Regions from separate parts of the Mus musculus genome. Here region 1 is linked to region 2. The links are chromatin contacts, found by POLR2A ChIA-PET in ENCODE. All regions are on one chromosome and are shown on one strand. The core of a region is the stretch at or near the end of the contact, and the rest is flanking DNA. Distances in the headings are between cores, read along the strand shown. Region 1 holds the start of Heatr6 (HEAT repeat containing 6). Region 2 holds the start of Taf15 (TATA-box binding protein associated factor 15).

Evidence for each region. ChIA-PET counts read pairs that join two places held with the same protein, here RNA polymerase II (POLR2A).
Region 1: POLR2A ChIA-PET joins it to region 2 with 13 read pairs in Patski. The contact joins the promoter of Heatr6 here to the promoter of Taf15 in region 2. POLR2A ChIA-PET finds 5 or more read pairs at or near these places in 3 of 5 experiments (Patski and embryonic stem cell).

What each region holds. Positions count from the first base shown.
Region 1 is chr11:83,749,709-83,756,053 of GRCm38, reverse strand. Heatr6 (HEAT repeat containing 6) reads right to left here and starts at 2,417. Exons shown (of 20, transcript NM_145432.3): 1 at 2,113-2,417; 2 at 237-344. The coding sequence starts at 2,331. Wfdc21 (WAP four-disulfide core domain 21) reads right to left here. Exons shown (of 3, transcript NM_183249.2): 3 at 3,408-3,560.
Region 2 is chr11:83,470,986-83,476,863 of GRCm38, reverse strand. Taf15 (TATA-box binding protein associated factor 15) reads right to left here and starts at 3,756. Exons shown (of 16, transcript NM_027427.3): 1 at 3,658-3,756. The coding sequence starts at 3,664.

The DNA of each region.
Region 1 (6,345 bases), core at 1,168-3,667, 280 kb before region 2:
CCAGCCCAAGACATTTTGCTTTTCCAGGCTTTTCAAAAGATTAGACAACTGACTTGGGTGTAGCAACAAACATCTGCAATTCCAACACTTTAAAAAGTGAACACAAAGATCAGAAAGTTCTCGGGCCAACCGGAGCTCAGATCCCGTCTCAGAACAAAACCAAAAGGTGAGCCTATCAGATCTACAACGGGTGTGGTATTCCCTGATCTGAGCCTTCAGGTTACATACAGGATTACCTGTAATCTGTTAAGCAAACGATGGATCAGTTGACACACTTTGCTCACAAGGTGATTCTGGTTAAGAGGCACCAGCTGACAAGCTCGCACAAGAAGAGCACTGACATCCTATTAAAAAAAAAAAGGAAAACAAAGATAAATGCACCTGTTAGCCAAGTGAACATCCCCAAATCCCATAGTCAAACGGAAAAGCTCACTGACTGTTCCACACTCAATGAGAAAAAAAAAAATATCCGAGTCAAAGATGAGGCAGAAAGTGGGGGCTGGAGGAATGAAGTTAACAAAAATTTGTTAGGACTAAAGGAAAGGAAAAGCGCTTTTTACCATACAGTGCTATTAAATAAATGCCAACACAGAAACGCACATGCTACAGCTACAGCTAAAAATACCAAATGAGCCAAGCATGCAATGCTATTGGGCAAATCAGAAATAACACTTACACACACACACACACAGAGAGAGAGAGAGAGAGAGAGAGAGAGAGAGAGGGAGAGAAAGAGAGAGAGAGAGAGAGGAGAGGATGCTATCCACAGATTACACCATCTACAGATGCTTAATGAACAGAAAGGCTCTGGGCATATAGTACGTGTCAGGCAGTAGGCTAGGTATTTTTTTTTTTTTTTTTTTTGACTCCAAAGATGAACCAAACACTTCCCTGAACCACAGAGAACTTGTCTCCTCGAGAGGGAGACAGAAAGATAACAAAGAAGATCTGAAGAACAAATAGAACTTTGCCAGACAGACAAGTAATCAAAGAACAAGGGGAGGGGATGGAGTGGGGGAACTCTCAGAGATGCGCAATGTCCTCAGGTGCCTGAACCCGAGGCACCAAGTGCCAAGTGACTGAACCCAAGAGGAGAACAAGGAGAGAAGAATGGAAAGGCACACATTTTGTTGTTGTTGTTGTGCAAAATAGCCAAGTATATAAATAAAAAGCTCCCTTAATTTCACTTAGTTCCACTCTGCTCCCTTATCCGTGGTGAGCTGCTCGGGATTCTTTTCCCCTTTACATCCTTAAGCCCCATATTTTTCTCTTACTGTTTGGCCGCTTGCTTCTGCCATTTGCCAATATACATAGAAAATCTCTGATTATGCGTACACTTGTATGCGTTTTGTTTGTTTTTTGTTTTTGTTTTTCCAATAGCAGACTCTGGCAAAGAATAGTCTGGAATGGGGCTAGAATAGAGGAAGATCAGTGAGAGACTAGGGAGAGAAGAGTGTGAACTGAGAAACATGTTTGAGACAGACTGAAGAATTTTAATCCAACAGGCTCCAGGGTAAAGAAAAGAAGCAGTGTGCATGCCTTGTGTGTATTTGGGGTGGGGTAGGGTAGAATGAATAGGGGATTAGGAGTATGGGAGACAATGTATTCATCTATACGAGCTATCAAGTTTGAGATGCTCGCAGGTAGGACTGGCTCAGGGGTTCTGGGAATCAGTGATATACAAGAGCGGATGTGTATGAATGAGATGATCCTGACAGGAGAAGTGGAAGCAAACGAGAGCTAGTGCCGAAACAAAACAGAAAATACAGGCCTTACGACAAATTTAGGTTCCAATCTAGCTCTGCCATTTGCCCAAACCGTGACGCTGGATCTCTTGTGAGCTTCAGTGCGTACATCAGCGAAATCAACTAAGACTACCCTCGCTCCGACATTCCCGGAGTCGCTCACCAGGGATGGCAGCTGAGGGCGTCAGAGCAGAAGCCTTTGAAAAGATGCTGGCTTGCAAGCTTTCAGATGGAGGGCAGAGAGATATGGCACGGACCGAGGGAGAAAGCCAGCCTGGAACTAAGTCATCCGGGACGTGGGTGAGAGCCGGAGGGGCCGGAGGGAGGAACCAGCCGTTGTCCGGGCAGGATGAGGCGCGCCGCCTACCTCGGGGGCCACGCCGCCGCCCTCGCTGTAGTTCTCGGAGATGAGCTGGTCGAAGAGCAGGTGAATCTCCATGCGGGACACGGTGCTGTCATCCGGCTGCAGCGCGCGGAGCCTGGCAGACAAGCGGCGGAACCCATCGTCCTGCTCCGGCGACAGTTCCCGCGGGGCCTCTCGCGGCTGCCCACAAGGAAGAGAGGCGGCGACCTGCACCGCCGCCATTTTTCCTCCGTGAGAAAGCCTGGGAAATACTTCCGGGGCACCGCTTGGGGCAGGGCCTGGGTGTGTGCTCCAGTTCCGGAAAGCCATCATTTGAACTGTAGGTTGCAAGTCGTTCTGTGATTAGGATAGGTAAAAGGCAGCAGAAATAAGGCCACCCACCACCCCTTACCCTCTCAGAAAGTTTGCTCTTGGGCAGGGCTGACGTTGCTAGAGTTTCAGATTCTGGCTGGAGTTGGAGAGCACTCTTCTACATGGCAGTGACAGAAAAGTGAGCTATATGGCTTCCTTCTACTCTTGATGTTCTGATAGGACACAAGCTGGAGTTATCACAGAGAAAGGAGCTTCAGTTGGGGAAGTAAGTGCCTCCATGAGATCCAGCTGTGGAGCATTTTCTCAATTAGTGATCAAGGGAGAAGGGCCCCTTGTGGGTGGGACCATCTCTGGGCTGGTAGTCTTGGTTCTATAAGAGAGCAGGCTGAGCAAGCCAGAAGAAGCAAGCCAGTAAGTAACATCCCTCCATGTCCTCTGCATCAGCTCCTGCTTCCTGACCTGCTTGAGTTCCTGTCCTGACATCCTTTGGCGATCAACAGCAATGTGGAAATTGTAACCTGAATAAATCCTTTCCTCCCTGACTTGCTTCTTGGTCATGATGTTTGTGCAGGAATAGAAACCCTGACTAAGACAAAAACTTAACGTATTGACATTAGTAGCTTTTTCACGATTAGGATTAGATAACTGAGAGGAACAGTTTAAAGGAAGGAGGATTTATTATTATTATTATTATTATTATTATTAATTTTTTGGTGCACTATTTTAGGTGGTTTAAGGCTATGCTTGACTGAATCTGCTGCTTTGTAGTAAAGGAGAATGATCGTGACAGCAGGGGTATTTGGTTGAGGCTTCTCACCTAAAGCAACCAGGAAACAACAAGAAACATGTCAAGCCCAGGACAAAATACCCCGTTGACCTATCTCCTCCAGCATGGCCCCTTCTTCCCAAACAGTACAATCAACTATGGACCAGGGAGACGTGTCATATTCAAACCATAACAACCTCCAAGAAAATAACTCAAGAAGTGTTGAGACTTTTACATTAATGATTTATTAAAAGAAACAACTCCTTGTCCCACTCCACTGTGCTGCTTGTAATCTCCATACATGGCCTCCATTTTCAACTGTTTTCTTGGTCACAGAGCTCCAAACAGACACATTTTTTTTTCCAGGTAGAAGCTATAGGAAGAAATGAACAGTAATCAGGGAAGATGGCCTTTGAGAAAATTCTTTGTTGGAGAAATAGATATAAAAATTATACACGAGACCTGCTGTTTTGGGTACCTGGCTACTGCCCAGAGTGCAATGAGAAACATTAGATCTTGATGCTGGAAATCCATAGCACCATCAGAAAGCCAGAAAGCACTACAGGTGGGCTGGATAGATAAATACTCTGAACATGAACACTTTGGTGCTGGGGGCCAGCCCCGGTGGGGTCTTCTTTCTTGTTGGTTCTCCTTGAGGTAGCAGAGGGGGGAAGATCACTGGCGGAGGGTACGACTTTTGTCTTGTGAGATATTTAGGGTTGTAGTATAATAATTAAAAGTTCACTTATGTAAGTCCAAGTTACTGTGCTACTGTAGCTGACCTGCCTTCTATGTTCCTGAGGCCAGAAACTGCAGTCTCTGGCACTTAGCACCTCATCCTAAAACAGCAGGAGATTAAGTAAAGGATTAATTGCTAGAACCTTTTCCCTTTTGTTCAGATGCCTCTTGCTTGTCAGGCTATTGAACAATAAACTTCTATTGAACCAGAAGAGAATAATGCTTGCAGAAGGAAAAACTTTTATATAAGCAAATATGCATAAACTTACGTAAATTCATACACAGAATCACATATGTGCATTTATACACTTCCATTAAAACCAGTTGTGTCCAACTTGCATACATTCTCACAATTACATACTTACACACACATGTCTATACTTACATATGCATTTGGAGCAAAAGACCAAGCACAGGTTTCAGAAAGAACTCACTGATTCTACATGGAAAAAGAGCTCCAATCTTTATTGCATAGGGAAAGAAAACGCTTCTAGCCTTTTAATGCTAAATGAGTTAAACCCAAGTTTGTAAGAAGAAAGCTTTGTTCCTTTATAAGAATAAGCCTGCCTTGCTATTCAGAAAAGACCTGTTCTGTTCCATGGTAAGGAGAAGCCTGCCTGCTCCTTCTGCTCTATGCAGCTTCTTTTTTCCCCTCTTTCCCTCTGCATTCTGCACATTGCTCTCTTAGATTTTTATGTTACCTATAGTTTTTAAGTTATTCCACTCTGCATTCTCCTCATTTTGCTCTCTCTTCCTGCTCTGATGTCACAGCAATGCTCTTACTCTCAATGCCTTTTCTCCCAATGATATGCCTTTACTTCTAAGTTCTTCTTGAGTTCAATTCTGTCTAAAAAGTTCTCTTGTGTCCTGACTAAAAGAATTATCCTCAGTTCTATTCTAAAAAGTTCTGTTCAGATCTGTCTAAAAAGTGTTCTGTCTAAAAAGTTCTCCCCAGCCCAGTTCTTCGTTTTCTTTTTTGTCCTTAGCACTAATATATCTTTCAGAATATATGATCAGATGGTAAAAAGTTCATCATAAGTTTACACAAATTCAAATCATAAATTGAAGTTTACAACAGAGAGTGTTTACATGCATATCCATTAGGAGTAATTATCCCACTAAAGATTCATCACCTGTTAAAGTTCCACAAGTTCTTTGAGAGTTAAAAAAACATAACTAAGTTATTAGTGATGTTTTGTATAGATAAATCCAGTCAATATTTTATCTTCTGTCCTAGCATCTATAATAAATCATTAGTTCCCTTTTTATGACCTTTGGTTAATGGTTTTACAACCTTTTGGAATGTGCTTTGAGTAGTAGAAAGTCTGGTTACTATCTAGAAGCAATTCATTGGTGACACAATGGAGACTGACAAAGTTCTCATTGCAGTTTTAACTATCAGAAAAGTATCTAATAGCAGTCCCACTATAAAAGAGCTTAGTAAATAATTTTAGTAATTCTTATAGGATCATCATAAAGAATTAAGTCATCTATTTGTCTATATAGCATCACTATAAGGCAGTACATCTTTGTAGATCTGCAGAGATCTGCTCAAAAGGATGGGCTAATACCCAGGGATTGTTAAATATATTTAATAATAACAGGAAAAACATAATAGCAGGAATACTTCCTAAAGTGATTTTCTCCTGGGCCATGCAAATCCAATCGGAGCAAATCTCTCATGGGTTATTATACTCCGAGGCAGACCATTCCAGGAAGATCACCTGCTAGCTATTAGCTTGTCCTGTGATGGCTCCTGACTCTTTGGGTTTTGTTTTTAATTTAAAATGTGGTTTCAGGTGTGTATGTTTCAATGTGTGTGTGTGTGTGTGTGTGTGTGTGTGTGTGTGTGTGTGTGCAGTCATGTGCCTGCCATAGCACACATGTAGAGGACAGAGGACAGCTTTTGAGAGTCAGTTCTACCACGTGGGTCCTAAGGATCAAACTCAGATCACCAGTCTTGGCAGCAGGAACTTTTACCCACTGATCAATCTCGTTGGCTCAGACAGCTTGGTGTTTAGAGTATAAGCTAAATCTGCTAATACAATTTTAATCATATTAATACAACTTAATCATGGTAGCTTTTTATTCTTTTTTAAAAAATTAGTGGGTACTGAAAATTAAATAGGGAAACATGCAATAATATGAATCCCATCAAATATTTTTACAGAAAAAGTATCTGCTTAGGTTAATATGGGCCAACATGAGAGTATGCTTTGGTCATCAATTATACATGCTGGGATATATCCCAAAGGAATTAGTAAGGGTGTGCACATTTCAGTATTCAAAATACAGTCATGTTAATTATAAAATAAATATTTTAAGCTTACATTTATAGTGATTGCTGGTAGAAGAGCATACATTGTACATGCTACAGATAAAGCAAAGATGGAGCTGAAGATAAGTACTGAGATCAAAAT
Region 2 (5,878 bases), core at 2,507-5,006:
GGTGGCTCACAACCATCCATAATGAGATCTGACACTCTCTTCTGGTGTGTCTGAAGACCGCTACAGTGTACTTACAAATAATAATAAATAAACTTAAAAAAAAAAAAAAAACTTCAACTCACTGAGGCTTGGTGAACACCTTTAAGCCTGGCACACATGAGGCAGGTGTTTCTGTGAGTTCCTGGCCATCTAGAGCTAGTGAGACCATGTCTCAAAAATAAGAACAATTTAACTTTTCTAGATTTTTTTCTTTTTAAAGACAAGAGTTTCCAGGCTGGAGAGATGGCTCAGCAGTTAAAAGCACTGGCTGCTTGCTCTTCCAGAGTTCCTGAGTTCAATTCCCAGCAACCATCTGGTGGCTCACAACCATCTGTAATAGGATCCGATGCCCTCTTCTGGTGTCTGAAGACATAAAGACAGTGACATTGTACTCATATAAATGAAATAAATAAATCTTAAAAAAAACAAAACAAAAAACAGGAGTTTCCTATGTAGCTCATGCTGGTTTAAAACTAGAACTCTTCCCAACTCAGCTCCCTGAGCACTGGTGACAAGTGTGTACAACAATACCCACCAAAATTTTAGTTTCTTCTCTACCCTTCTGAGTTTTGTGAGACAGACTGCAACTACATCTAAAATTCTCCTAAGTTTGCTATTTCACTTACCACTTTTGTAAATTATATCTGGGGGAAGGGAAGAGTGAGCCAGCTCATCAGGTAAAGATACCTGATATAAGCTTGACAACCTGAGTCTAGCATCTGGTACCTGCATGGTGAAAGAGACCGCCTAAGGTTGCCCTGGCTTTCACAGGTACACCACAGCACACCCACACCCACATGCTAATGAAATTTTAGAAAATTATATTTTGTTCCTTTTTTTCAAATCTATGTGGCCTTTCCATATAATATATTGTTGGGGAGGGGTTTGTTTGGTTTTTGTTTTAAATCTTCAACCTAAAAACATTTTCCCTAATCCTGTTTGTCGTTTGACTCGTTGACAGCTGCTCCTAGTTCAATATTTACCTTGAACTCACCTTTTGAAAAATTTGAGTCTCTCAGATTCTTTGGACCTAGGTTGTGAGAATTCCTCACAGTGTACTTACAAATAATAATAAATAAACCTTAAAAAAAAAACAAAAAACTTCAACTCACTGAGGCTTGGTGAACACCTTTAAGCCCGGCACATATGAGGCAGGTGTTTCTGTGAGTTCCTGGCCATCGAGAGCTAGTAAGACCATGTCTCAAAAATAAGAACAGTAAGTTTTTCATTTATTTCCAACCAGGAACCCAAAAACATTAATTAGCCCAGACTTTTTAAATTTTTATAATATTTTGTGGTCTCCTAAAGGCTAAATGAGTACTAAAAGTAAAAGGTTCCAGATTACGAACTCTTAAGAGTCTACTCAGTATCTAAGCTTCCTGGTTACTGCACACACTAGGACTTTTCCCTTTGTTCATTCCTTCACTGATAGTCCTTCAAATCTATAATTAATCTGTAAAACCAAGATTTATAAGGATTTCAGTTTTCATTATCTGGCTAACAGGTGAAGGATTCACTTGTCCTTAGATTTGCAAGACCTATACTCTCTATCAGTTAACTGCCAAAATAGCTCTATGCATACCACACTGGCTTCTACATTTTTACCATGGGTCTTTCTGCCACAGCAAACATCTAAATAAGTCAATTAAATTTCTAAGTGTAGTCTGGAATGTTTAAAGGATGTAGCTTATTAATAATACTAGTTACTTACAGGGGGGGATTTATTCTGTTAAGTGTATTAATTTAACACACATTAAACAAGTCACTTATTCAAAAGTCAAGGTATTTCATATACATCACAAAACATATTAAGTTGTATATAACAGTAAGAAAAAAATCCTAACTTAAGCCTTTAAATTTAAATCTTTCATTGAAATTACTCAGTCCTATAAAAATGTCATTGTCTTATATAAATAATTACAATAAAAAACCAACAGTGTGGACCAAATGTAGCAAGCTTGCAATGCCACTCAGGAAGCTGTTAAAAGATGATGAGTTCAAAGCCAGCCTAGGACACACTGGAAGATCCTGTCCCAAACAATCCCTGAGCACTGCTTACACTGAATCTTGGTAATTCCTACATGAAGAGAGCTATTTAATTTTCTAAGTCACGGTTAACCTACATATACCCTTCCTAAGGATGCACTTGTACATCCTTTTCTGGACCTTTACCTGGAAAAAATATGCCAATTTCTCCTCTGGAACTAATAATCCCTTGTTTGAACAAAAAGCAGAATTTAAAAAGAGCTAACTTCACTTCAGCCTAGCTTTTTCCACCATACAGGTACCCTACCCAAAAAGATGAGATTTCTAGCTCCTCAGTATCATTGCTAATCTGAGGGAAGACCATCATTCTCTGTCCCGTCTTTCTCGCTCCTTTTGAATCTTCTCCAATTGCAGATTTGATCATACACATCCCTCCAGGTGGACTGGGAAAACCTTTAGAAAAGGATTGCCAATTAATTAATAAAAGGGCAAATCTTCCAAGCATAGTGGTGCACACCTTTAGTGCCAGCGGTTAGGTGGATCTGTGAGTTTGGGGCCAGCCTGGACTCCATATCGAGTTCCAGTTGAGCCAAGGATACCTCATGAGATCCTTTCTCTCATAAGTAGGTGAAAAACTACCAAAGTCATTATGTCATCTCAGCCATATGGCTTTAGGCAATGTTTTCCTCAGAAGTAAAGAACTCTCGTTCTGGGTCTGTCTTTGCCACCTGTAAGTGTAGCCCAAAGAAAGGACCTTATGTGGTCAACTGGAACTGTTAGAATTCAGAGGACTTTTAAGTTCTGGTTTAACAGGACCCAGACTGCCTGTCCGGAGGGGGGAAAGCCTCACTTCCACACAGCAGTGGCCTCTATAAATACTAATTTGAGGAAGACGCTGTCCTTGGTCTCTAAAGTCTTAAGGGAAATGCCACGAAGACCTAAAAGTGCTCGTCAGTAACTGGCAAGGCTTAATTCTAAGTTCAGGAGATTAACAAGTGGAGGAGGGAGTACAAAGGTGAAGCCCAATAAACAAACACCGCCCCGCAACCCCAATGGTTACAGCAGAGGGAATGACCGTAGCGCGACTTCGGGTAAGGCAAAGTGCTTCGAAAAGGGCTCCCAGAGCGTAAGACTCCCACCTGATGAATGGGTGAGTCAGGAAGGCCCAGCTCCACTTCTCGGATGGGGAAACAGAGGAACGAGGTGGCGAGACGACCGGCCGGAGGCCTCGCTGAGAGATCTGAGTCGGCGCGGAGGACCCGAAGCCCCCAGTCCTCAGGCTGATGCTCAGATCTCGGCTCCCCCCGCCCTTACGATGGCGTAGACGGGCCTCCGCCCCCCCCCCAACTCACACACACCCTCCCCGGGGAGCTGCTCATCTCCCCAGGTTCCAAGGGCAGGATCAAAAGAGCTCCGGGGCGCTCCCGCCGTGATTTGTAGCCAGGGAGCGTTGGGAGCGTGCGTGCCTCCGGTCCAACATGGCGGCGACGCGGCCGCCCCCCTCCCTCCCCCCACCCCAGCCTCCCTCAGGCCGGAGTCTTTCCCTCGCGGCCCTCCGGTGGGCGGGAAGACGGCCAGAACCCACCGGACCCCTTCTCGCCGCTGCCGCTGCTCGCTGACGGAGTCACCTACCCGACATGACTAACAGCCGCGGCGCGGAGCCCCGCCACGGCCCGCGGAGAACAAGGAAAACGAAAAGCCAGGCGGCGCGGCTGCTGGAGCTGCTCTGAGGGCGGCGCGGCGGGCTGAGGCCGACTGCGGGCCCTCGGCAGCCAATCAGCGCGCGGCAGGCGATACCACTGCGCCGAAGCCGGAGGGGTGATTCCACGCCACTCCGTTCCGCCGAGCCTTAGAGTCCTCCCGGATCTCCCCTCCGCGACCGTACCATTATTGAGAGGGAATTGAGAGAGGAAAGTACCAATGCCCTCCTGGGGCTAGGGGAGGAAAGCGAGCCAGCTCGCTCCGCCCCATTCACAACCCCAGTTCTAGTTTTACCGGGTCTGGTAGACTTTGAAGCTATGAAGCGAAAGACGAGGCTCCCCTTTTATAAATAAGAACTTAATGCCTGGGAAAGTCGATTCTTCCTTTAAAATCGGGAATGGTGTGGTCGGCCTCGCTCGGGCTCTTGCTGCAGAACTTGAACCACTTGGGGGCGTCCCGAGTCTGGGCAGCGAGCGGAACGAAAGTCGTGACAAGCTCCATACCTGATCGCCTCCGGGGCTGTTATAACCACCTTGTCCAATAAAAAAATCGAAGTGAGACCAGAACAAAAATGTGACTTCAGTCTAAGTCACGCGCATAACTGGCTCCGGGAATAAGGAGACACGGGAATGGATCTTTCTTAGTCCTCTGTAACAGCTAACTCTTAAATTGTCAGCGCCTTACATCATCTCATTTAATTCGCACAACAGACTGATGAAATAGTTTCCCCCAGTTGCGGATACAGCCGGATAGCCTGAGGCTAACCAAGGGCAAAGGTGGAATTTTGAAGCCTGGTAACCAGACCCTGTTGCTAAGGGGTTTTACCGGAAAGCCGTAGAGTAAGCTCAGTTGGGAAAAGGGCTTGGAAAACTCGAGAATCTGCAAGGACATTTCCCCGAGTGAGTGACACCTGAACGAAGACCTGGGTGATGAGTTATTCAAGTTGAATTGGGCAAAAGATCTGTCCAGACTTGGTGTAGAACAAGTAATTTGATATGTTTGAAGTGTAGCCTCCAGGGGAGAAAAGTTGAACTTGCCAGAAAAGTAGGAGGGTATATAGCTGAGGCCTCTTAGTTTGAACTTTGTCCTGAAGGTGGTGGATCCACCCACTAGAGAACTTCAAAAGGTGGAGATTAGATATGTATTTTCCAGCTGTAGAATGAAGAATAGGTTGGAGTTGCGAGGTGCCTAAAAGTGGGAGAGAGAAGCGAGACTAAGAATTTTGCTCAGTGATCCAAGCCTGGCCTAACATGCTTGAGTCCCTGGGCTCAATTCCCAGCACTGATAATTTTTAAAACCAATTGAGGTAGCATGGCCCAGTACTAGAAAGTGGAATCAGGAGGACCTCTGAATTTGAGGCCAAACTGGTATACATAGTGAGTTCCAGGACACACAGGACTGCAGAGGGCCTTTTTTATTTTTGTCTTAAAACAAAATATTTTAAGCAGGAAGATCACTTGAGTGGCTTAATAATAATGCTAGTGAGAGAGATCGCAGTGCACTGGACTCATAAAGTAACTGCAGAGGGAAGTGCAGAAGTCACAGACACTTAGGAGGCCATGAAAGCCTATGCAAGAAATGGCCAGATAGAGGTGTCCTGCACTGTGACAGGGACCAAGCGGAAAAGACTAGAATGGAGCAAAGAAAGGGTAAGTTCAGAATTGATACCTTCAGGTCAGAAAAGAGCATGAGGTCCTTTCTCCTCATTGTATCTGTATAGACAGAGGATTTTAGGAACCTTTAGACAGGACCAAAAGGCAAGGCTAAAGAAATAAAGAAATAAAAGTTCTTTCATGACTATGAGCCATGGTACTTTAGCATCTGTATCGAGGAGAGGAACCCAGAGAAGAGCTTATGCAATTGTAGAGAACCAGGCTACAGGAGAAAGAAAGATCTTCTGGGTTCTAATTTTGTTTTTGTTTTTAAGAAAGATATACAGAGTATTGCTCATCTTTGACAGTGTAAGTTTATATCATTATCCAGTTTCCATTTCCTAAGATCTACTCTGTGTGTAGAACCTGGGAAACCCTAGAGATAGAGAAAGAAACCCAGCCTGCTGGTCTCAGAAACTGCAGTCACATAATATAATAGGCAGGGTGCAGGCCTGTGGTCCCTACCAGACTTGAATGTTCCAGGGGTGGAAAGTGTTCTA